Linked DNA regions of Homo sapiens: region 1 is linked to region 2. A link is a loop called in an ENCODE intact Hi-C map of the cell type or tissue named here. Cell type or tissue: PC-3. All regions are shown on one strand. Each heading gives the region's core, and the rest is flanking DNA. Links, peaks and the distances in the headings are about the cores only.

What was found. A loop is a pair of places that touch in the nucleus more often than their neighbours do. Peaks named below come from ENCODE experiments on the same cell type or tissue, not always from the same donor. Only the 100,000 strongest peaks of a DNase experiment are listed, where the experiment ranks them.
Region 1: it touches region 2 in a loop (16-fold over the local background); 105 of 110 quality-filtered maps call a loop at or near these places.

What each region holds. Positions count from the first base shown.
Region 1 is chr13:99,432,284-99,442,844 of GRCh38, reverse strand. It overlaps LNCARGI (lncRNA antiviral response interferon signaling inducer), which reads left to right and starts at 10,095. Exons shown (of 2, transcript NR_197585.1): 1 at 10,095-10,458. RefSeq lists enhancers at 5,743-5,892, 9,519-10,248, 9,256-10,455. In PC-3, for the core only: a CTCF peak has its summit at 5,799 (motif pointing right); DNase peaks (open chromatin) are centred at 5,754 and 10,044; H3K4me3 peaks cover 1,726 bases; H3K27ac peaks cover 1,426 bases.
Region 2 is chr13:99,170,250-99,183,401 of GRCh38, reverse strand. It overlaps the pseudogene RPS6P23. Among named protein-coding and RNA genes, the nearest start is that of UBAC2-AS1, 24 kb to the left of the region's middle. RefSeq lists enhancers at 1,437-1,949, 6,327-6,416, 10,236-10,737. In PC-3, for the core only: CTCF peaks have their summits at 6,458 and 6,661 (motif pointing left); a DNase peak (open chromatin) is centred at 6,641; H3K4me3 peaks cover 883 bases.

The sequences.
Region 1 (10,561 bases), core at 2,562-10,561, 260 kb before region 2:
AGTTCCAGCTATGGGCTACAGTTTAAAAATAACTTCAACACCAACTGTTCATGTCAGCATTTTTTAATGGTATGAAAAAAGATATAAATGTATTTATTACCACTGAATTGCACACTTAAAAGTGGTAAAGACGGTAAATTATGTATGTATATTTTACCTCGATAAAAAAAAAATAAGGAAAAAATGGTATGGAAAATTTAAGTTAACAAACAAATAGGAAGGCAGGCCTGAAAGTATTTCCATATTCTGATCACATAATATTCTAAAGACAATATGAATTTAAAGCACATTTCTGTATCTGCAATATAGGGAAATACAGTAAAATGATCAGTGTTAATTTCTGGGAAACTTTGCCTAGGTGCTCTAGTGCCCTCTTCTGGATATGTTGGAGTACTGCATCTCAGGCCGAACTTAATGGAACCCCTTTGGCATTCTGGTGAAGCCTGCAGACCTCCTCCCGGAATTATGCTTTAAAATGCATAAGATAAAGAGAATCATAAGGAAAATCATTATATTGAATAAAGTTATGAAAATATCAAAATATTTAAAAACAAATTTATAAGTTATTTATTACCCAATTAAGTTAAAATATTTCGCTTTGGGTCTAATAACCACTATAATTTCAAAGTAGTGATGAGCTTAAACAACATTTGCAGATATCTGCAGCAACCATAATCTTGCATGAAAACATCCGTGATTTCTATTGGTGATAAACTTATACTCAGTGTGTCTGTGGGTTCCCTAGGGTTGCCTAAAAAGTTCCACAAACTAGGTGGCTTAACATAATAGAAGTGTATGGTCTGACCGTTCTGGAGGCTGGAAGTCTAAGTACAACATGTCAGCAGGACCATGCTTCCTCTGCAGCCTGCAGAAGAGGAGGCTTTCTTGCCTCTTCCAGCTTGCGGCGGCCCCAGGCATTCCTTGGCTTGTGGCGGCAACCCTCCAATCTCTGCCTCCGTCTTTCTATGGCCGTCTTCACTCTGTGTCTCTCTCTTCTTATGAGGACACCAGCAGTAATAGCATATAAATTAATATCACAAAAATGTAATATAATAATATAATTCAGGACACCCTGAATTGTATCCCTGGAGCATAGATTAAGATCCTCTAGAAGTTATTTTAAGTTAATAAGTATTTCTCATGTTCATACTCTGTCCCCAGGAGAATCTCAAGGAATGTGAAGACATGAAAGATGCGCTTCCTTTCTTGGTAGAAGTTTTCTGTCAAAGTAGGATGAGATTTATACATGCAAAACAACCAAGAACACTACCCAGCAGTGTGAGACTTTGTGGCATGAATTTCAGTGTTTCATCCCTCCAGAGGCCCAGAGAAGGGAGAGACTGTGTGGATGGGAGCAGTGGGGCACGTTTTAGGAAGGCCGGGGGGCTTGGTTTGGGTTTAGGATGCTGGGAGGATGGGTCCCATCAGGACATATGTCAGGTGGTGGAAACAGCATGAGCCAAAATATTAATAAAATCTCAGAGAACGCAAGTTAAGCACCACAAAAAGATTTAACTCATGCAAAAATGAAACTTGGGAAAGTGTACCACATTTAAAATCAATGGATTGATCTAATCTCCAGAAATAAATAAGAAAACGACCTTGCATAATCAATTATGCTATTACAATTAACTATACACAAAATGAGAGAAGAAACATTTTAAATGCTTAAACATTGTGTAATTTCTACTTCATTCTACAAATATTCCAGCAAAGGCTTAATTTCCCTAGTAGATAAGGAGCTCTAGATACAAACCAATAAGAAAAAAAGAACAACAACAAAATGGTCAAAGGAAATGACCTACCTACTCACAGATACAAGGTACAAAAGGGTCTTAAACATATAAAGAGATGTGCAATCTTACTCATAAGAAAAGTACAAATTAAAATTATACTCATGTCATTTTTATCTATTAGATTGGCAAAGATTAAAACATTTGATAATATACTCTGTTGGCAACTCTTATTTCTTGCAGGGGGAGGGTGTAAATTGGTATAACCTCTTTGGCAGTCATTCTGGCAATATTTATCAAAATTGCAAATACACATACCTTTTGAAACCTTTTGAAAATCCACTTCTTTTTGTTGCAGATACCCTTGCATGAATGAATATTATTTTGAAAAGGTAATTAATTGCTCTTTGGCTTGCAAAAGGCTGGAAACAAAATGTCCACATAGCACAGCTATACAGTGAAACAATAGGCAACTGTAAAAGAAAAAAAGAATAAAGGAATTCCTTTAAAACACTACTGTAGGTGGGGGAAAAATATGTTCCTTCTACCCTTCTAGGTTCTCAGCTGGGGCCCTTGTAACAAAAGACAGATGAACAAGAGAAAAGAATACAAATTTATTTAAATGTTACCTGACATGGGAGCCTTCATAAGGAAATAGGGACCTGAAGAAATGCTTAAACCTGAGTGTTTCTAGCCTTGATTTGATAGAATGCTGAGTCATAGAAAAATGTGGTAGGACAGAAAAGGTATGAGCTAAGAGTAGTAAACTGGGGGAAAGTTAGCAAGGTCTGTGCATTCAGATTGTTCCTGGGGTCCCCCTGTCTCCCTCTCACATGAGGGTCTCCTGACCTGCTTCAGGGGAAAGTCAGGGAACCCTTTCTCTACTTACCAGTTCTCAAATTCCTTCAGCTTAAAATATTCACTATGCCAAGGTACATGTTTTGGGGTAGCATCCTGAATGCCCCTCCCTCCTACGGAATGATTTCTAAGCTATCAAGAATGAAAAAAGCAGCGGTGCGTGCACGTTTTTGCTCATAGATGCAGAAGATATCCTGCGAGGATACACGTGATGCTGGTGACACTGGTTGCCACTACCAAGACCTGGGGGAGGGGCGTGCATCCTTCTGCACCTTCCGAATTTTGGACGACATCAATGCATAACCATATGCAGTAAGCTGATCACAATTTGGTAGTACTTTTGAATTACGAATGCTGTTACTAGCTTGTCTTTGATACATTTATCCATTCAGCCAGTGGTTACGTAGCCAGCACAGAACAGGGGTCGATCCAGCACCATCACGGAAGGGCTGCTCTGGTCCGAAGTCTTCAGAGCTTCCGGTGTCCCAGAGTGGAGAATCTCGCACCATAAACCCTCCTCTGTCTAATATTCACTGACTTTCAACAGCAGTGTGTTACGATGCTATGAAAGTCTGTCTTTCTGCCCCTCGTGTCTTCAAATCCCCACTTCCCATAAGCAGGGGACTAAGAAACTAAGGGGTTGCCAGTGTAAAGAAGCGCTACCCTGTAGCACTGTAGAAGGACGGTGGGCACTGGGAGCCACTGATGTCCCCGATACGATGGAGCACGGGCAGATTTGCCCTTTGGGGACAAGATTTGACGACCAGGCAGGCACCTGCTGCAATTATTCCAGTAACGTCAAAGGTGAGTGAAAAGCAAACCCGTGTAGAAGAAGCTGTAGCAGCTGTCAATCCCAGGTTATCTTAATTATGCCTCCCTGGACAGAACTGGTAAGTGGTAACTGGCTCTCTCCTGCAGAAATGAATCAAGCCAGTGCCACACTTGAGTAGGTGCACTTGAGTAGGAACATTTGCGCAGTCCTTCACATTGCAGAGACTTGCTTGCATGGTTATCATGCCAGTTCTGCTGTTTTGGCCAAAGGTGCACAGTTCTGTCCCACTTTGTCCTGTCAAAAGCCTCTTGTCCTCGTGCTGTCAGCCTCACCTCTGATTCCAGCCCTGGGGAGGGTGAACAGCTCCAACAAGTCTCAGCTCAAGCGAGCGCAGCTTGTCTGTTGCGTCCCACACGTGGTAGGCTGAAAAATGGCTCCCCAAAGGTAAGTCCACATCATAGTCCATGGATCCTGTAAATGTGGCCTTATTTCGGGAAAAGGTCTTTGCAGATGTGACTAAGGACCTTTGGATGAGGAGAGCGTCCCGTCTTATTGCCAGATAAGCCCTGGATGTCATCACAAGAGTTGTTTTAAGAGAGAGGCAGAGGAAGATGTGAGGACACACAGAGGAGAAGGTGATGTGAAGATGAGGTAGAGGTCAGAGTGACAAGCCCACGTGGCCACAAGCTTAGCTGGAGGAGGTCAGGAAGGATCCTCCCCTAGAGCCCTTGGAAGAGGGCAACAAGTATCTGCAATAAATATGGGAATGCAGGTATCTTTTCAAGATACTGATTTTGTTGTCCTTGGATATATACCTAGTAGTGAGATTGCCAGATCATATCCATTCTATTTTTCATTTTTTGGGAACCTCCATACTGCTTTCCATTATGGCTGTACAAATTTACGTTTCCACCAAGAGTGTGCAAGGGTTCCCTTTTTGTCCACATCCTCACCAACACATCTTTCATCTCTTTGGTAATAGCCTTTCTAACAGGTGTGAGGTGGTGCTCCCTGTGGCTTTAATTTGCATTGCTCTAATGATTAGTGATGTTGAACAATTTTTCATAGACCTGTTGGCCATTTGTATGCTTTCTTTTGATAAATGTTTATTCAGGTCCTTGGCCCATTTTTCAAATCATATTATTTCTTTTCTTACTATTGAGTTGTTTGGGTTCCGAATATATTTTGGATGTTAACCCCTTATCAGATGCATGGGTTTACAATATTTTTTCCTATTCTGTAGGCTATCTCTTCTCTCTGTTGTTTCCTTTCCTCCACAGAAGCCTTTTAATTGGATGCAGTTTTGTTTATCTATTTCCACTGTTGTTTCCTGTGCTTTTGGGGTTATATCCAAGAAATCATTGCCCAGACTAACATCATAAAGATTTCCCCCTATATTTTCTTCTAGTACTTTTACAGCTTCCAGGTCTTATGTTTCAGTCTTTAATCCATTTTGAGTTGATTTTTGTATATGGTGTGAGATAAGAGGCATTTCATTCTTCTGCATGTGGATATTAAGGGAATTTTTATAAATGGAAGATTAAAGGACTAGCCAACCAGAAGTGTGATTATGATCACTATTAACTGGACAAAGTGACACCTATGACTTTATTCTTTTCCCATATTCTAGACTAGGGTTTATTACACCAAGGCCCATTAAAAATGCTTGGCAGAGTGGAGGGAGGAAGGTGGTGCCTTGTCACATGTCCTTCGGGAATTAAATTTGGTGATGTTTTCAAGTCCATGATAATCTTAAAAAATGAGTAGGTCTTTTTTTGGACCAACTGGATGGTGCGTTCTAGGGAAGCACGATGCTTGCAGGGTCAGGCCCGTGTTGTGTTGATGGTGGGATGTGCCTGCCGATCTCCTGCCCTTGCAGGGTTTTATTTTTAATGCAGTTTCTCAAACTGAAGTCTCCTTTTATTTTTTTATTTTTATTTTTTTTAATTCACAAGAAAGTATTTTCTTTCAAAGGGGCCTGCATGGATCTTGCGTTTAAGACAGGCCACTCTAACCATACCTGGTGGTACTCGTGCAGAGGGTAAGTGGCTCAGAGAGTGGGCCTGGCCTGGGGTTAAGTCCTATACCCATTTCCTCTGTGCTGCGTGACTCTGGACCGGCAACTCAACCTCTCTGAGCTGTGGCTCTCTGCTCTTTACATGGCAATGCTAACAATAGTTACACAATAGCGTTGTCATAAATATTTCATGAGATGGGGTTTGGAAAGGGCTTCCTTAGCACAGCGCCCGCTATATAGCTAATGTTATATTATGCTCATGAATACCAGTCAGCCAGCAGAAAGCGTGGGGGTAACCACATCTGCGGCGGGGGCTGACATCACAGCAAGGAAACTGTCAGCGCCCGGGCCAGTCACCGCGTCATGCTCCCTTCCCACCACAAGGAGGCGCAGGCACGAGTTTGATTTATTTTATGAGCAAGAACCCAGAGCGTCCGCTGGGGGGCGCAGGTTTTGCGTCCGCAGCAGGCGGCGCTCCTAGGCGTCTTGGGGTCCGCCTTCCTGGAGCCCCAGGAACAGGGTTCTAAAGTCCAGACTGTCATCGGAAGCATCAATAATAAAAATAGCTGTAATTTATTGCATATCTGCTGGGCTCTGAGTGAAGCTCTGTGTGTGTGTGCGTGTGTCTGTGGGTCTGTGTGTGTGTGTGTGTGTGTCTATGTGTGTATCTATGTGTGTGCGTGTGACTGTGTGTCTGTGTGTTTGTGTGTCTGTGCGTGGCTCTGTGTGTGTTTGTGTGTGTCTGTGTGTGAGTGTGCATGTTTGTGTGTGTCTGTGTGTGTGTGCACACATGTGTGCATGCAAGCACCTGTGGGTACATACATGCATATATACAGACACACATCATATGTACATATGCCCATATAATATATTCTAGGTATTTAGTATATTTCAGAGTGGAGTGCACAGCATAAACACGATGAAGAAAAATTGCACAGAGAAGCAGATATTCTCAGGACCAAAATACTTTATTTACTTATTTATTTATTGAGACAGTCTCATTCTGTCGCCCAGGCTGGAGTGCAGTGGCGTGATCACAGCTCACTGCAGCCTCAACCTCCTGGGCCCAAGCAATCTTTCCACCGCAGCCTCCTGAGTAGCAGGGACTACAGTCACATGCCACTAAGCCTGGCTAATTTATTTATTTAGTAGAGACAAGGTCTAGTTTTGTAGCCCAGACTGGTCTTGAATTCCTGGGCTCCAGTGATCCTCCTGCCTCAGCCTCCCAAAGTGTGGGATTACAGGTGTGAGTCACCGCACCCAGCCTTGAGAAATTCTTTTCTCTGAATTATCAACCTGGGTTAAAAGGTACTCATTGTCAGCTGAGAGGCCGAAGTATCCAGGCAGCTTTCACAATAGTGTTTCTGGTGCAGGAGGAGATTTTTATTGTTCACAGGGCAGAAGTGTGAGACAGGACCTGGTATATACAGGTACTTCATCTGTTGTAAGATAAAAAGCTATTAAATGTAGCTCTGCTATAAAGAAATTCTTTTTCTTGGAGCCTTGAGAAGCCAAGCGGTTACTCTAAAATGCTCTGGGACAATTATCATGGAGAGCTCAAGGCAGTTGAGGAACACAGACTCTGTGGTCTTGACTATATTTATTTTCTTCTTTGTGTTTGCAAACATGTGCCATGCTTTCTACAAGAGCATGAATTATTATAGTTTAAAGATTCACATTCATCAAAGCCAGTCCCAGCTGAGGCAGATACAGGTGAGTGATACACGATGGGGTGCATGCTGAGGTCAGGGAATCCATTCATCAGCACGTTTGTATTCAGATCTCAGTGTGTGCATAGCACTGCGCTTGGTGAGGAGGGGAGACAGGAGGCGGAGCCACAGTCCTGCCATCAAGGGGGAGGAAAGGGATGGAAGGGAAGGGACCTTTAGCATTTATTGTACCCCAGACACAGTTTATACACATGTGACTCCCTTAATATTCACAAAGGACCTCTGAGGAGCTGTTATTATGATCCTCATCCTGCAGAGGAGCAAACTGAAGCCCAGAATGGGAAGCTACTCTGCCAGGTAAGAGCAAAACCTGCACCTCCGGAATCCCTACCTGCCCTGCTCTGCCAGGCTTAGGCCCACGAAGGATTCATTAACAATGTCAGGCAGGCAGTGTGGACCATGGTAGGGGAAATGCCCCAATGGGAAGGATAAAGGAGTTTTGGCCGTCAGTGACTCTTATTTGGGAAACCAAGAAATTGCCTGGACTTTCCCAAAGGTACAGGGAGGTTTGGACGTGTTAAACTGGAGCCCACATGGTGGCGCGCACCTGTTGTCCCAGTGACTGAGCTGGGCTTGAGCCCAGGAGGTTGAGGCTGCAGTGAACCATGGTCCTGCCACTGCACTCCAGCCTGGGCAACAGATTGAGACCCTGTCTCAAAATAAAAATAAAAATAAAAATAAAAAAAGTGGAGCCCAGCTGGAGGCAGAGACAGGCCCAGCAATGAAGAAACAGTGAGCTGAGAGGGGTGGAGAGAATGGGGTCCCTGCATGCTTGCCAGAGTTCCCCAAGGCATTTCCAGTTAATAAGTAAAATGTATTTAAAATGTGAAGACTGGCTGCCAATCCCTCACGGAACTCCCAGACTGGACTTACTTTCATCATCCTCTTGGTGCTGTTGAGCCAGGTGCGTTTCTAACAGCCCTGCTGAAAGACAGCCAATGGCGTAAGACTTTTCTTTTTTCACATAAAAACCCACTAAGCTTCCCGCAGACATCAGGCCTTTCACCTGACTCAGGGCCCGCGGTTATACCTGTGTAGACCTACGTTAGCAAACAGCGGCTTATCGGAACTCGGGCCCTCTGACATCAGCCAGGAAGGAGCAGGCTATGCTGCTGGGAAGTGCAGGCCTGAAAGGCTGTTTTTCTTACTGAGTGAGCAGTAAGGTCACCCAGATAACCCACTCCTGAGTCACGAGGCCTTTCTGACCTATGACTCTGGAGGGCAGCTCTGTTTATTTCTTCTTTGTGGTGACAATGTGGGTGTCACCTTGAGGAGCCCATTGAAGAAGTTCATTGAGTGAGAAGACTCGGCCGGGTCTCCGGGGCCGCTGTAACAGACTCAGGGCTGCAGTAACAGACTCAGGCCACCGTAGCAGACTTGGGGCCTCTGACGACAGAAATGTATTTCCTCGCCGTCTGGAAGCTGGGAGGACCTGGTTCAAGGTGCGGGCAGGGCTGCTTTCCCCTGAGCCTCTCCACAGTGTCTTCCACCAGGGGCTTCACGTGGTCTTCCCTCTGTGTGCGTCTGTGTTCTAATCACCTCTTCTTGTAGGGACACGAGTCATGGGACCTTTTTTAATCATAATCACCTCTTTAAAGATCCTGTCTCCAAATACAGTCCCATTCTGAGGTACTGGAGGTTAGGACTTCAACCTACAAATATGTGGGGGTGCAGTATGCCCCTGACTTCGCTGGAAGTGATGGAGGTGAAGTTGGTCAATGGTTTCCAATGCTCTGCTCTCCCTACACTGATCGGGGACTGGCCTCTGTCAGGCCTTGTGAGGTGCCTGTGCCCACCCACTGTGAGCCAAAGATGGAGGCTCCCAGAGAAGATAGTCCCAGCCCTCCCCCACTAGCCTGGAACCCATCCTTCCAGCTCAGATCACACTCTGAGGAAAGAGATCCCTAATCCAGGCAGCTCAGACACCTGCTAGGATTCTCCAGACCCCCGCGAGAGCGCACCCTGTGGTCCCGGGAGAGGGCAGAGTAAGCCATACCTCAACAGCACTCCACCTGCTCAATGGCATGAAACAGTTCCACATCTGCTGGACCTGGAGGAGGTGTCTTCCTAGGTCACCTACATGCAGGGCACCATGGCGATTTGGAGATACAAGTGCCACACACAGAGACAGAGCCACGGCCTGCCTTATCCAGCTGCCCCCAGCATTTTTTAAAAAATTAGACAGGGTCTCACTCTATTGCCCAGGCTAGAGTGCAGTGGTGCAATCACTGCTCACTACAGCCTTGCGCTTCTGGGCTCAGGTGATCCTCCTACTTCAGCCTCCAGAGTAGCTGGGACTACAGATGTGCATCACCATGCCCAGCTAATTAAAAACAATTTCTTTGTCAAGACAGGGTCTCAATACAATGTCCAGGCTGGTCTCAAACTCCTGGCCTCAAGCAGTCCTCCTGCCTCGGCCTCCCAAAGTCCTGGGATTACAGGTATGAGACACTGTGCTGGGCCCCTGTCAATTTTGGAAGGATCCAGTTGTGTTTCTTCATTCATTTAACACATATTTGTAGAAAGCAAATCCGTGCCAGGCATAGATGCTTGAGATTCATTAGCCAACGAAACAGAAAACAACCTGTGACCTCATGGAGCCTCCATCCCTAGCGGGACGGGTACAGCAGGGGCTTCACCCAGAGAGGCTTCCTGTGAAAACGCCCACTGGGTCCTGGGGAACTGGGAATCCCCGGCCGCTTCTGCACAGGGCTCCTGGGTGGTTTCCTGTTTCGGCTCCACAGCCGGGGGAAGTTTCTGCTGTTTGCTCCTCTGCACTCTAAGCGGAGATGTGCACACTCGCGAGCAGGGATTTTTCTGGTTCAGGAAAGTCCTGCGTCCTTGGGCGCACTTTCACAAGTGTGAGAAAGCCAGTTCAAATGTGACTTCCCGTGAGAAACCCTGCCTGGCCTCCCGCCCTCCCCGGCACTCTCAGCATGAATCATGCTGCGTTGTCACTATTGTCTTGCTCATCTGTGCCTGTCGCATTCCCTGAGTTCCTCCTGGCGGGGTCTCGGCCTTGTTCATCTTTGGACCTGGTGGCCAGCACAGAGAATGTGCTCAATGAATGTTTGCTGGATTGAATGACACACCCTCAGGTCCAAGTGGGCCATGCCCCTCTGCCTGCAGCCTGGTGGCCGTCAGGGTCAGGGCTCCCATGCTTTCTGATACCCGGGAGGATGGGTCTCTGACCATGGGATTTTGAAATAGCAATGAGCCTGAATAACATTTTGAGATACTGGCAACAACGAAAGTGTGGAATGAAACTTCCCGTTATTTCTGCTGGCTAACACTAAGTGGTTGCCACCTATGTTCATAATACAAGGAACTGCTCAGTTTCAACCAGAGGTGAGTGAAAACAGATGTCATTGTTTTCCCATGTCAGTTCATGAGCCCTCTGGGTTGTATTCTCAGGTCGCTCGAGGGTCCACTTGTGCTCCATTTAGAACCT
Region 2 (13,152 bases), core at 2,627-10,626:
ACCTCACAATGACCTGTAATCCTATTTTGTAATACCAAGTGTTTTAAACCCTTTATATTTGACAAACTTTCCAAAATCAAATTATAAATTATGTCTTTTTCTAACCTAATTAATCCTTTAAGAAATGAGTTTCCCTAAGTCCAAAAATGACAAAATTTGGCTTATTTTGGTATAAAAATTATACAGGAAGTGTCAAATATGAAATGGTGTTTGGTTTTCTTTGGGCTGTATTTGTATAAATATGTTACTGGTATGTGTTCCAAAATTATGGGAAACTCCTGTATTTCTGATATAACTTAGTGTACATTATCAGTAATAGTCATAAGTGTTGTTAAAATTATTGTGTGTCACAGAGGTAACACATTTCCTTGTCAATTGTGTCTTTTAACTGTGGCTGCCTTAAAACTTTTTTCATCCACAGACAATTCTCTTGTTTATCTTGTTTTAAACCCCTTTAAAAGGTGGGTTTATAATCAGTTATAGGACTCTAACAGGTGCACTTAAATGCAGTTTTGCTGATAACTTTGGAAACTGTGACATTGGAATAAAGGAATAAACTTTCAGAACTCTCATGGAGAGCTGAAATGTTTATGACTATCAAACAGAACAGGAGTTAACTGAATTAACTGAACCAATAGAAAACTAATCTTTTTGACCTTTTTGCTTAAAACATTGCTAATACTTTGTTTTGTTTTTTAGAATTATGAAAACTAAAGCTATTTACAGCTTTTAACAATTGAGTAAAGTATACTGTTACCAGAATTGGGAGCATATTTGTTTCTCTCTACCTGGTTTCTCCAGAATTTGGAAACTATTTGTGAGTATTCTTAATTTATGGCAGTATAGTTATTTGCATAAGTGCCATAAGAATCTGTTTTCTTTTGCAATAGGACACAATTGGAGAAATTGGTTATTTTACTAAGGCTTTGACTGGGATGGTGTGCTTTCCTTTAAGGAATCGACTTGTGGAGCTAATAAAGCCCTTGGAAAAACTGGCCTCATATTTTGTGTACACAGTCCCTGTACAGGTTTTCTGACCTGTGTAAGTACAGAATTCACTTTCTGACAGGCACAGAAGCCCCAGGTTTATGTTGGGACCTCAAGAGAAGGGGAAATTCACCCAACTCATAGATATTTGATGGCACAAATCTATGGCTGGGCTTCGCTTTTAAAATGTCTTATCTGCTATTCCTCCTATGGAACAAAGTTCCATCAAAGCCAATTTGAAAGCCTATGTAAAAGATAATTATTCTTGCTGCACTGTATACAAATAATTAGGCCAAGTATAATAAAGCAAGCCAGTCCCACCATGTTTTGTCTTTAGTAAAAATGGGAAACTGGAGAGAGAATAATTATGTTTCAAAACTACAGTAGACCTGTTGTTAGATTCTAGTCTGCCTAATGTTTTTTTCAATTTGTATTATTTTCTACAGTTTAGACTGAATTCTAATTTTTCTTGGCTACAAGTCCATAAAATAATGTTTTCAATTTCTTTTCCTTCTTTTTTTCCATTTTTCCTAATTTAGAGTCACTGAAAACTAAGCTGTGTTTTCTTAAAACCCTGCAAACTGAAGCCAGACAACTTGAACTTCAGAAGAAAATAACAGCAACCTATTTACGTACATAAGCCACTTTCATACCTGCCTACTAATGTATGGACTTCAGAGTAATGTGGCTTATATCGATTTTTCTAGGATTGTTCTTTTGTTTGTTGTTGTTTTTTCTCCCTTCCTCCCTGCTATTTTCTCTTCACAGAATGTGAGACTTCACAACCTACTAAAAATGAGCTTTTGGGACTTACCCATCTAGGAATAAACCATCATAGCTATGAGAAATCAGATGAAGCCTGAGACCAGAGACTCATTTTTTTGCAAAATGCTTTCTCCGACAGATTTTACAAAAGAAAAGTGGTGGGGGGCAGGCACAGTGGCTCACACCTGTAATCCCAGCACTTTGGGAGGCCGAGGTGGGTGGATTACCTGAGGTCAGGAGTTTAAGACCAACCTGACCAACATGGTGAAACCCCGTCTCTATGAAAAATACAAAAATTAGCCAGGCATGGTGGTGGGCACCTGTAGTCCCAGCTACTCGGGAGGCTGAGACAAGAGAATTGCTTGAACCCAAGAGGCGGAGGTTGCAGTGAGCTGAGATCACGCCACTTCAGTCCAGCCTGGGCGATGGAACAAGACTCCATCTCAAAAAAAAAAAAAAAAAGGTCAGAAATGTGAAAGGAAAATCTCTTGGGCCCCTAAAATCACTAAGGAAAACTCAAGCTGGAAACTGCTTAGGGCAAACCTGCCTCCCATTCTATTCAAAGCCACTCCTCTGCTCACTGAGATAGATGCATATCTGATTTGCCTCCTTTGGAAAGGCTCATCAGAAACTCTAAAGAATGTAACCCTTTGTGTCTCACCTGTCTGTTACCTGAGTCTTCCTGCCTTTGCTTTAAGTTGCCCCGCCTTTCCAGACCAAACCAATGTACTTCTTACATATATTGATTGATGTCTCATGTCTCCCTAAATGTATAAAACTAAGCTGTCCTCCGACCACCTTGGGTACATGTCCTCAGGACTTCCTGAGGCTGCGTCATGGGTGTGTCCTCAACCTTGGCAAGATAAACTTTCTAAATTAACTGAGGCCTGTCTCAGATGTTCCAGGTTCACATGAGTAACTCCTCTGCATGTCTTCGGCATTCAACAGACACACACTGAATAGGAATTCCCTGCCTCCCTCCTGCGGGGCATGAAGCCAGATGCTAGGATTGCAGAGCTTTCATGGGTGGATGTGCATGGGACAAGTGTGAACACAGTTAGCAGGACAGAGCGGGAGAAGTATCCACCAATGGTTTGACCTGCCCTTAGTCACTTCTCCTGGAAATGACGGAGAGAAGCGTGTTAAGAATTGGGAGAGGGCTGGCCCCAGTGGCTCACGCCTGTAATCCCAGCACTTTGGGAGGCCAAGGTGGGTGGACTCTTTGAGCCCAGGAGTTTGAGACAAGCCTGGGCAACATGGTGAAACCCCCATTTCTACAAAAAATAAAAAAATCAGCTGGGCATGGTGGTGTGTGCCTGTGGTCCCAGCTACTCTGGAGGCTGAGGTGGGAGGATCACTTGAGCCCAGGTGGTGGAGAATGCAGTGAGCCATGATCACACCACTGCACTCCAGCCTGGGTGACTGGGTGACTGAGCAAGACCCTGTCTCTAAAAAAAATTGGGATAGGATATGAGCTCAGAGAGCTCAGAGCTGGGCTCCACAGGACATGGGAATGGGGTGGAGTCAAAAGGACCTGTGGAAGTTTTGGAATTGAAGAGGAAAAAAATGTTTTATCCTCTGAGGCTGACCAAAAGGAAATTGGCTGCAGAAATGTTTGTAGATTGTGGTGGGGGTAGGACGATGTTTGAGGTCACCTATAACAGCTTCAATTTTCTGGATGAAACGAAAGACCAGCTCATTCTTCCTAGAATGAGGGGTCTGGGGCTAAACCCAGGACCTGGCAAGGGCATTAGAGGTTTGAGATAGTGGCTAGGTGGCTGTCTTAGCCCATTTTGTGCTGCTATAAAACAGGATACCTGAGACTGGGTAATTTATAAAGATCAGAAATGCATTTCTCATTGTTAGGGAGGCTGGGAGGCCCAAGACAGAGGCACTGGCTTCTGGTGAGGGCTTTCTTGCTGTGTCCTCACTTGGCAGAAGAGTGGGAGAGAGTGAACCCCTTCCCACAAGCCCTTTGCATAGAGGCATCAATCCATTCATGGGGGTGGAGCCCACGTGACCTAAACACTTCCCAAAATGCCCCACCTCCCGACACTGTTGCATTGGGGATTAAGTTTCCAGCCCATGAATACGGGGGTACACATTCAGACCATAGCAGGATTACATCAGTTAGGGTTCCATCAGGGGACCAGCAGAAACACCAGTAATATGAAAAGAGAGAACTAAATACAAAGACTTGTTAACTACATATAATATTCACCAGGTAACTGAAGGTGTAAGGAATAAGTCTGAGATATCACAGAGGAAGCAGCTACCACCTCTCAGGCTGGGCAAACGGAGGGAAGCAGGTCCAATGATTAAAACCTTGAAACTTGGCCAAGTGTGGTGGCTCAGCCTGTAATCCCAGCACTCTGGGAGGCCGAGGTGGGGGATGATGGATCACTTGAGGTCAGGAGTTCGAGACCAGCCTGGCCAACATGGTGATACCTAATCTCTACTAAAAATACAAAAATTAGCAGGATGTGGCGGTGCATGCCTCTAATCCCAGCTACCTGGGAGGCTGAGGCAGGAGAATCGCTTGAATCTGGGAGGTGGAGGTTGCAGTGAGCCAAGATCATGCCACTGCACTCCAGCATGGGCAAAAAAAGTGAGACTCTGTCTCAAACAAAAACAAAAACAAAACCTTGAAACTTAGAGGAGTGGTCCCAGGGGACTGGGACCAGACCTCTGAGAAGGACGCGCTGGCCAGCTGGTGGCGGGCTGGGAGTGGTGAAACTGGCTCTGCTGGTGTTGCAAGCACTGGCATCTGGATTCAGCTGCTGCTGCAGAAAGCAGCTGCATTTGCTGGGTGGAGTGTCCCTGGGGTATTGCTCAAAGGGGCCCCAAGCAGCAAGGAGGTCACGAGCCCCTCCTTCTTCCTCAGCTTCCTGTAGCACCCCAAAATGGTAGAACCCAACTTGTGGTTTGCAGAGTCTCAGCCCAACATCACAAAGCCAAGCAGAGAAGCCTGGGTTTGGAGTGAGAGGCAATAACTTAGTAACTGTCATGGGGAACGCACAAAGCCATCCCTCACTGTATGAGTGACATTTAGGGACTGTGCAGGCACATGAGTCTGTATATTGGCTGAATTTCTTTCCTTTGCCTTCTGCAAATCATTTCGTATTCTCCTAGGCCCTTGCCATATTGGAGAAATATCAGAAAATCCTTAATGGGTCTCCTGGTTCAAAAGGAACTGACCAACGATTACAAGTGTCTATCAACAGATGAATAAATAAGCAAAATGCAGCAGAAACATACAATGGAATATTGGCCTTGAAAAGGAAGGAAATCCTGACCTGTGCTCTAACATGGAAGAACCTGGAAGATCATCTGCTAAGGGAAATACGCCAGTCTCAGAAGGACAAATACCGAGTGATTCCACTTATATGAGGTGCCCAGAATAGGCAGATGCCTGGAGAGGGGAAGGAGAGTGGTGGTTGCCAGGCCTGAAGGAGGAGGGAATGGGCAGTTGTTGTTCGGTGGGTCCAGAGCTTCAGTTCTGCAGGATGGAAAATGTTCCGCGGATGGTGGTGGTGGTGGCTGCACAACAGTGTGAATGCATTGAATGCGTGTGACTGCACACTGAGAAATGGCTAAGGCGGGACGTTTTACCTGATGTGGATTTGCCCACAGTCACATATTTTTAGAAAGGAACTAGGCTGGCTGCAGTTGCTCATGCCTGTAATCCCAGCACTTCGGGAGGCCAAGGCAGGTGGATCACTTGAGGTCCGGAGACAAGCCTGGCCAACATGGTGAAACCCTGTCTCTACTAAAAATACAAAAAATTAGTCGGGCATGGTGGTGCGTGCCTGTAGTTCCAGCTACTCAGGAGGCTGAGGCAGGAGAATCACTTGAACTTGGGAGGCAGAGATTGCAGTGAGCCAAGATTGCGCCACTGCACTCCAGCCTGGGTGACAGAGTGAGACTCCATCTCAAAAAAAAAAAAAAAAAAGAAAGAAGGAAAGAAAGAAAGAAGTAAGAGAAAAAGAAAAGAAAGAAAGAAAGAAAAAGAAAGAAAGAAAGAAAGAAAGAAAAAGAAAAAAGAAGAGAAGAGAAAAGAAAAGGAAAGAAAGGCAAGAAAAGGCCGGGCGCGGTGGCTCACGCCTGTAATCCCAGCACTTTGGGAGGCCGAGGCGGGCGGATCACGAGGTCAGGAGATCGAGACCATCCTGGTTAACACGGTGAAACCCCGTCTCTACTAAAAATACAAAAAACTAGCCGGGCGCGGTGGCGGGCGCCTGTAGTCCCAGCTACTCTGGGGCCTGAGGCAGGAGAATGGCGTGAACCCGGGAGGCAGAGCTTGCAGTGAGCCGAGATCGCGCCACTGCAGTCCGGCCTGGGTGAAAGAGCGAGAGTCTCAAAAAAAAAAAAAAAAAAAAAAAAGAAAGAAAGAAAAGGGAAGGGGGAAAGGGAAAGGGAAAAGGAAAGGAAAGAAAAGAAACTAGACAGAGGTTAGAGCTGGAGGACATGGGTGGGCGCCCTGAGCCTGATGTGTCACATGCCTTCATCCTCCCACCTTGGGTGAGCAGCATTTTCCAGGCTTTGCTTAGTGAGTTCTGATGTGCAACTGTCTTCGTCGGCCCTGCTGCACACCCACTACAGGTGTATATGAACAGGGACGGTCTGCCCCTCTGGTGGTCCCGGGAATAAAGAATTGATTCCAGCAGATGATAATATAACAGCTAATATGGAGTGTGTTCAGCATGCCAGGCACGTGTGTGATCCGCAGCACACCTGTGTTGTAGAGCCTGTTATCACCTCCATTTTACGATGAGAAACCTGAAGCTCAGAGGGGTTGTGTCCAGCCTCCGGTCACCCACCTGCCAAGTGCAGAAGCCGAGGTAGAACCGGGCTCTCCGTCCGGGATCTCGTGCCCTTCACCGCGGGACTCTACCTCCCCCTAGTGGACCATCTAGCCTTGCATGGTCTCACATCCAGTTTCTACACAGGTGGGATACCCAGCTGTCTCCACTCATGAGAGGTAACTTCGCATTCGCTGTTTGCTGTTCCACAAGCATGCCCCTTTCTCTTGCCCTAGCTCCACGCTGGCTGTGTTCCAACAAGTGGCAGCAGTGCTGAGTTTTGCTGCACACCCAGCGAGGCACCCCAGACTCTCACCTGCCAGGAGCACCCCTGCGGGCTTCAGAGGCTTGTGGCAGGATTACCAGGTGTTCCTTACCATGGTCCGTCAATTCCCGCAGAAGCAACCCTGGGAGATTTAAGAATCTTCTTAAGCTTCTGTGGCTGTGGAGATCCTTGGAATGGTAAAGAGACTTCCGGATTTCTTTCTATAGCCCAGCTATGTAAAGTACTTTGTGGAGTCAACTACCCTCCAGGTTTCTCCCTTGATCGGAGGGGTCTGCGTGGGATTCTGAATGGGGGAGGCATCCATTGAGAAGAGCCTTTTCCACACCATGCAGGCACCGTGGATGCCTCTGGGATTCTGGCAGGTGAATCTGGGTATCCTGGGTGATACTGATGGCTTTTGTTTTTTGATGCAGGATCCATCTGAGGTACACATATTGCGTTTAATTGTTATGTTTCCTTTTAAATTTTAACTTCTCTTTTCTTTTCTTTTTTTTTTAGATGGAGTTTCACTCTTGTCACCCAGGCTGGAGTGCAATGGCGTGATCTCGGCTCACCGCAACCTCTGCCTCCCGGATTCAAGTGATGCTCCTGCCTCAGCCTCCTGAGTAGCTGGGACTACAGGCACCCACCACACCCAGCTAGTTTTTGTATTATTAGTAGAGACAGGGTTTCACCATGTTGGCGAAGCTGGTCTTGAACTCCTGCCCTCAGGTGATCCTCCAGTCTCTCAGGGTTACATGTGTAGGTTTATTTTTTATTTTTTATGTTTTAATTTTTTTTGAGAGAGATTCGGGCTCTGTCGCCCAGGCTGCAGTGCAGTGGTGTGATCTCAGCTCACTGCAACCTCCACCTCCCAGGTTCAAGTGATTCTCCTGCCTCAGCCTCCTGAGTAGCTGGGACTTACAGGCACGTGCCACCATGCCCAGCTAATTTTTCGTATTTTTAATAGAGACATGATTTCACCATGTTAGCCAGGATGGTCTCGATCTCCTGACCTCGTTATCCATCTGCCTTGGGCTCCCAAAGTGCTGGGATTACAGGCGTGAGCCACTGCACCCAGCCTGTAGGTTTATTGTATAGGTAAACTTGTGTCATGGGATTTTGTTGTACAGATTCTTTTGTCACCCAGGTATTAATTACTCATTAATTATTTTTCTTTAGCCTCTTTTAATCTAGAATAGTACCCCCTTACTACTACCTTCTTGGGTTTTTTTGGTCACATGGAACTTTTGGGGTTCAGGTGAGTTTACTAGATTGTCCCCCGCTCCATGCTGAATTCGTATAATAGTTGCTTCATGTTTGGATTCAGATCAAATATACTTTGTAGGTGATGGTTTGTACTTCTCACTGCCTCATATCAGGAGGAACATAAAACCTGACCTGGGAATCACACAGTCAATAAATGCGTCTTAACAATATATTACGTTGTGTGGTGCGCTGAGTCCCCTGCTATACAATGAACACACAATGGGAGCCATTGATATGATTGGGACATGCAGAGATAATGAAAACCAAAGGGCAGGTTTGTGGGTTGGCAATAGGTGCACTTAACAGAAAATTCAACTCACAATAGTCCATCCAAATACAAGTCAGGAGGCAGGCAGCCCAGAGCTGATGCAACAGCTCCACCTAATTCAGGATCTTGCTCTCTTTCACTCTGCCATCACTGGGGTGTGGCCTTGGGTCTCATGAATCCAAGATGGCTTCTGCCCCCCAGACATTGGGACCCCTTCCAGGCAGGGAGGAGGAAAGGGGCATGCCAACTGCCCTGATCTCCTTTTAAGAAGCTTTCCTGGGGTGGCACCCAATGATTCTACTCACACCTCATTGGTTGGAACTGAGTCACATGCTGAACCCAACATGCACGATTGGGAAATGCAGTTGTCAGGAGCCTTGCGATCCTGAGCAAAAACATGGTTCTTTTAGAAAGGAAGAAGGAGAGAATGGATATTAGGTAGGCAATTGGGAGTCTTTGCCCTGAAGAATAAGGCAGGCTGGGGTTTGTTTTGTTTCTTGATGTGTGATTTTATTGTTTGTTATTCTTAGAAAAATCTCTTTTTTGTTTGTTTGTTTTGACAAGACTTAAACTTGGAGGTAGAATTTATCAAAGAGGACAGCTCTGTCTCTTGGCTATCTGTTCTTGGCAATTTGTTTGACCTCCTGCATTCTCTTGACCAAAAGTTCAGCATGTTCTGCTCTGCAACCTCTTATTTTCCTAAATATGCTGTTTTTTCAGAGCAATAGACGTACATTTGTGTTGCTGGACACATGGAATAACAAGACTGAATCTTGGGTGCTTTACTCCCAGGTCTCTTACTTTCTTTGTTTAGGGGCTTTCTCACAAAACACTGGTGTTCATGATCTTCTTAAGGAAGATGGAAATGTTTGTGGATTCTGCTATCTGTTCTGAGCCCCAGGATAGAGGCCCAGTAGCATCAGTCAGTCCAGGAATATTCTTCTTTCCTTTTTAGCTGATAGTTAAATTGAGAACACTCAGATTGGCATCCGTAGTGCAATCCAGAACAGACTTGAATTTTCTTTAAAAATTTTTTTAAGATAAAAGGTCTCACTCTGTCACCCAAGATAGAGTGCAGTAGTGTGATCACAGCTCATTGCAGCCTTGAACTCCTGGGTTCAAGCAATCCTCTTACCTCAGTTTCCCTAGTAGCTGGGATCACAGGCAAGAGCCACCACACCCAGCAGACTTGTGCCTCCTTTCTCCAGTTCTCCTTGGTCTCTAACAAGAATGCCCCTTACGCAATGGCACATGGGCACGGCCATGGTCAGGACATCTTGCTTCTTGGGGGAGACTTGCTTGTTGTTCCCCTCACTGTCTTGGACCACATAACCCTTCTGTTCTTTTCACCCAGAGCATCAGAATACACTTCTCAAAATTGGTCCAAAGTTCGTGTTCATCATCCACTTCAATGAGCTCCTGGCAGCCTGTGGCTGGGAAGATCAGCTTCATCTTGAAGCAGCTGATCACCTCCAAGTCCCCACGAAAAAGAAAAGACAGATTTTTGATGGCTAGTGAGACAGCTACACAGATTATATCAGGGTTTAAAAGTTCCCACAAGCCATTAAAAAATGGATTATTCCTGAGATCCTTTCCAAGATGGCCAAATAGGAACAGCTCCGGTCTGGAGCTCCCAGTGTGATTGACGCAGAAGATGGGTGATTTCTGCATTTCCAACTGAGGTACCTGGTTCATCTCACTGGGACTGGTTGGACAGTGGGTACAGCCCACGGAGGGCGAGCTGAAGCAGGGCGGTGTGTCGCCTCACCCAGGAAGCGCAAGCGGTCGGGGAATTTCCCTTTCCTAGCCAAGGGAAGCTGTGACAGACTGTACCTGGAAAAACGAGACACTCCCACCCAAATACTGTGCATTTCCCAAGGTCTTAGCAACCGGCAGACAAGGAGATTCTCTCCCGTGCCTGGCTGGGCGGGTCCCACGTCCATGGAGCCTTGCTCACTGCTAGAGCGGCAGTCTGAGATTGAACAGCGAGGTTGCAGCCTGGCTCGGGGAGGGCGTCTGCCATTGCTGAGGCTTGAGTAGGTAAACAAAGCGACCGGGAAGCTCAAACTGGGTGCAGCCCACCACAGCTCAATAAGGCCTACTGCCTCTAGACTCCACCTCTGTGGTCAGGGCTTAGCTGAACAAAAGGCAGTAGACAACTTCTGTAGACTTAAACATCCCTGTCTGACAGCTCTGAAGAGAGCAGTGGTTCTCCCCAACACAGCGTTTGAGAACGGACAGACTGCCTCCTCAAGTGGGTCCCTGACCCCCGTGTATCCTGACTCGGAGACACCTCCCAGTAGGAGCCGACAGGTGGGTGCCCCTCTGGGACGAAGCTTCCAGAAGAAGGATCAGGCAGCAATATTTGCTGTTCTGAAATATTTGCTGTTCTGCAGCCTCCACTGGTGATACCCAGGCAAACAGGGTCTGGAGTGGACCTCCAGCAAACTCCAATAGACCTGTAGCTGAGGGACCTGACTGTTAGAAGAAAAACTAACAAACAGAAAGCAATAGCATCAACATTAACAAAAAAGACATCCACACCAAAACCCCATGTGTAGGTCACCAACACCAAAGACCAAAGGTAGATAAAACCACAAAGATAGGGAGAAACCAGAGCAGAAAAGCTGAAAATTCTAAAAATCGGAGTGCCTCTTCTCCTCCAAAGGATTGCAGATCCTCGCTAGCAATGGAACAAAGCCAGATGGAGAATGACTTTGACGACTTGACAGAAGTAGGCTTTAGAAGGTTGGTAATAACAAACTTCTCTGAGCTAAAGGAGTATGTTTGAACCCATCGCAAGGAGGCTAAAAACCTTGAAAAAAGGTTAGGTGAATGACTAACTAGAATAAACAGTGTAGAGAAGACCTTAAATGACCTGATGGAGCTGAAAACCATGGCACGAGAACTTCATGACGCATGCACAAGCTTCAATAGCTGATTCGATCAAGTGGAAGAAAGGGTAACAGGGATTGAAGATCAAATTAATGAAATACAGCGAGAAGACAAGGTTAGAGAAAAAAGAGTAAAAAGAAATGAACAAAGCCTCCAAGAAACATGGGACTATGTGAAAAGACCAAATCTACATTTGACTGGTGTACCTAAAAGTGATGGGGAGAATGGAACCAAGTTGGAAAACACTCTTCAGGATATTACCCAGCAGAACTTCCCCAAGCTAGCAAAGCAAGCCAACATTCAAATTCAGGAAATACAGAGAACACCACAAAGATACTCCTCGAGAAGAGCAACCCCAAGACACATAATTGTCAGATTCACCAAGGTTCAAATGAAGGAAAAAATGTTAAGGGCAGCCAGAGAGAAAGGTTGAGTTACCCACAAAGGAAGTCCATCAGACTAATAGCGGATCTCTCAGCAGAAACCCTACAAGCCAGAAGAGAATGGGGGCCACTATTCAACATTCTTAAAGAAAAGAATTTTCAACCCAGAATGTCATATCTCACAAAACTAAGCCTCATAAGTGAAGGAGAAACCAAATCCTTTACAGACAAGCAAATGCTGAGAGATTTTGTCACCACCAGGCCTGCCTTAACAAGAGCTCCTGAAGGAAGCACTAAACATGGAAAGAAACAACCAGTACCAGCCACTGCAAAAACATGCCAAATTGGGGTCAGGTGTGGTGGCTCATGCCTGTAATCCCAGCACTTTGGGAGGCCAAGGCAGGTGGATCATGAGGTCAGGAGATCGAGACCATCCTGGCTAACACAGTGAAACCCCATCTCTACTAAAAAATACAAAAAAATTAGCCGGGCGTGGTGGCGGGTGCCTGTAGTCCCAGCTACTCGGGAGGCTGAGGCAGGAGAATGGTGTGAACCCAGGAGGCGGAGCTTGCAGTGAGCCGAGATTGTGCCACTGCTCCCCAGCCTAGGCAACAGAGTGAGACTCCATCTCAAAAAAAAAAAAAAAAAAAAAAAAAAAAAAGCCAAATTGTAAAGACCATCAATGCTGTGAAGAAACTGCATCAATTAATGGGCAAAATAACCAGCTAACATCATAATGACGGGATCAAATTCACACATAACAATATTAACCTTAAATGTAAATGGGCTAAATGCCCCAATTAAAAGACACAGACTGGCAAATTGGATAGAGTCAAGACCCATCAGTGTGCTGTATTCAGGAGACCCATCTCACGTGCAAAGATGCACATAGGCTCAAAAGAAAGGGATAGAGGAAGATCTACCAAGGAAATGGAAAGCAAAAAAAAAAAAAAACAACCAAAAAAAACAGGGGTTGCAATCCTAGTCTCTGATAAAACAGACTTTAAACCAACAAAGATCAAAAGAGACAAAGAAGGCCATTACATAATGGTAAAGGGATCAATTCAACAAGAAGAGCTAACTTTCCTAAATATGTATGCACCAAATACAGGAGCACCCAGATGCATAAAGCAAGTCCTTAGAGACCTACAAAGAGACTTAGACTCCCACACAATAATATTGGGAGACTTTAACACCCCACTGTCAATATTAGACAGATCAACGAGAGAGAAGGTTAACAAGGATATCCAGGACTTGAACTCAGCTCTGCACCAAGCAGACTAATAGATATCTACAGAACTCTCCACCCCAAATCAACAGAATATATATTCTTCTCAGCACCACATCACACTTATTCCAAAATTGACCACATAATTGGAAGTAAAGCACTCCTCAGCAAATGTAAAGAAACAGAAATCACAACAAACTGTCTCTCAGACCACAGTGTGATCAAATTAGAACTCAGGATTAAGAAACTCACTCAAACCAGGGGCGGTGGCTCATGCCTATAATCCCAGC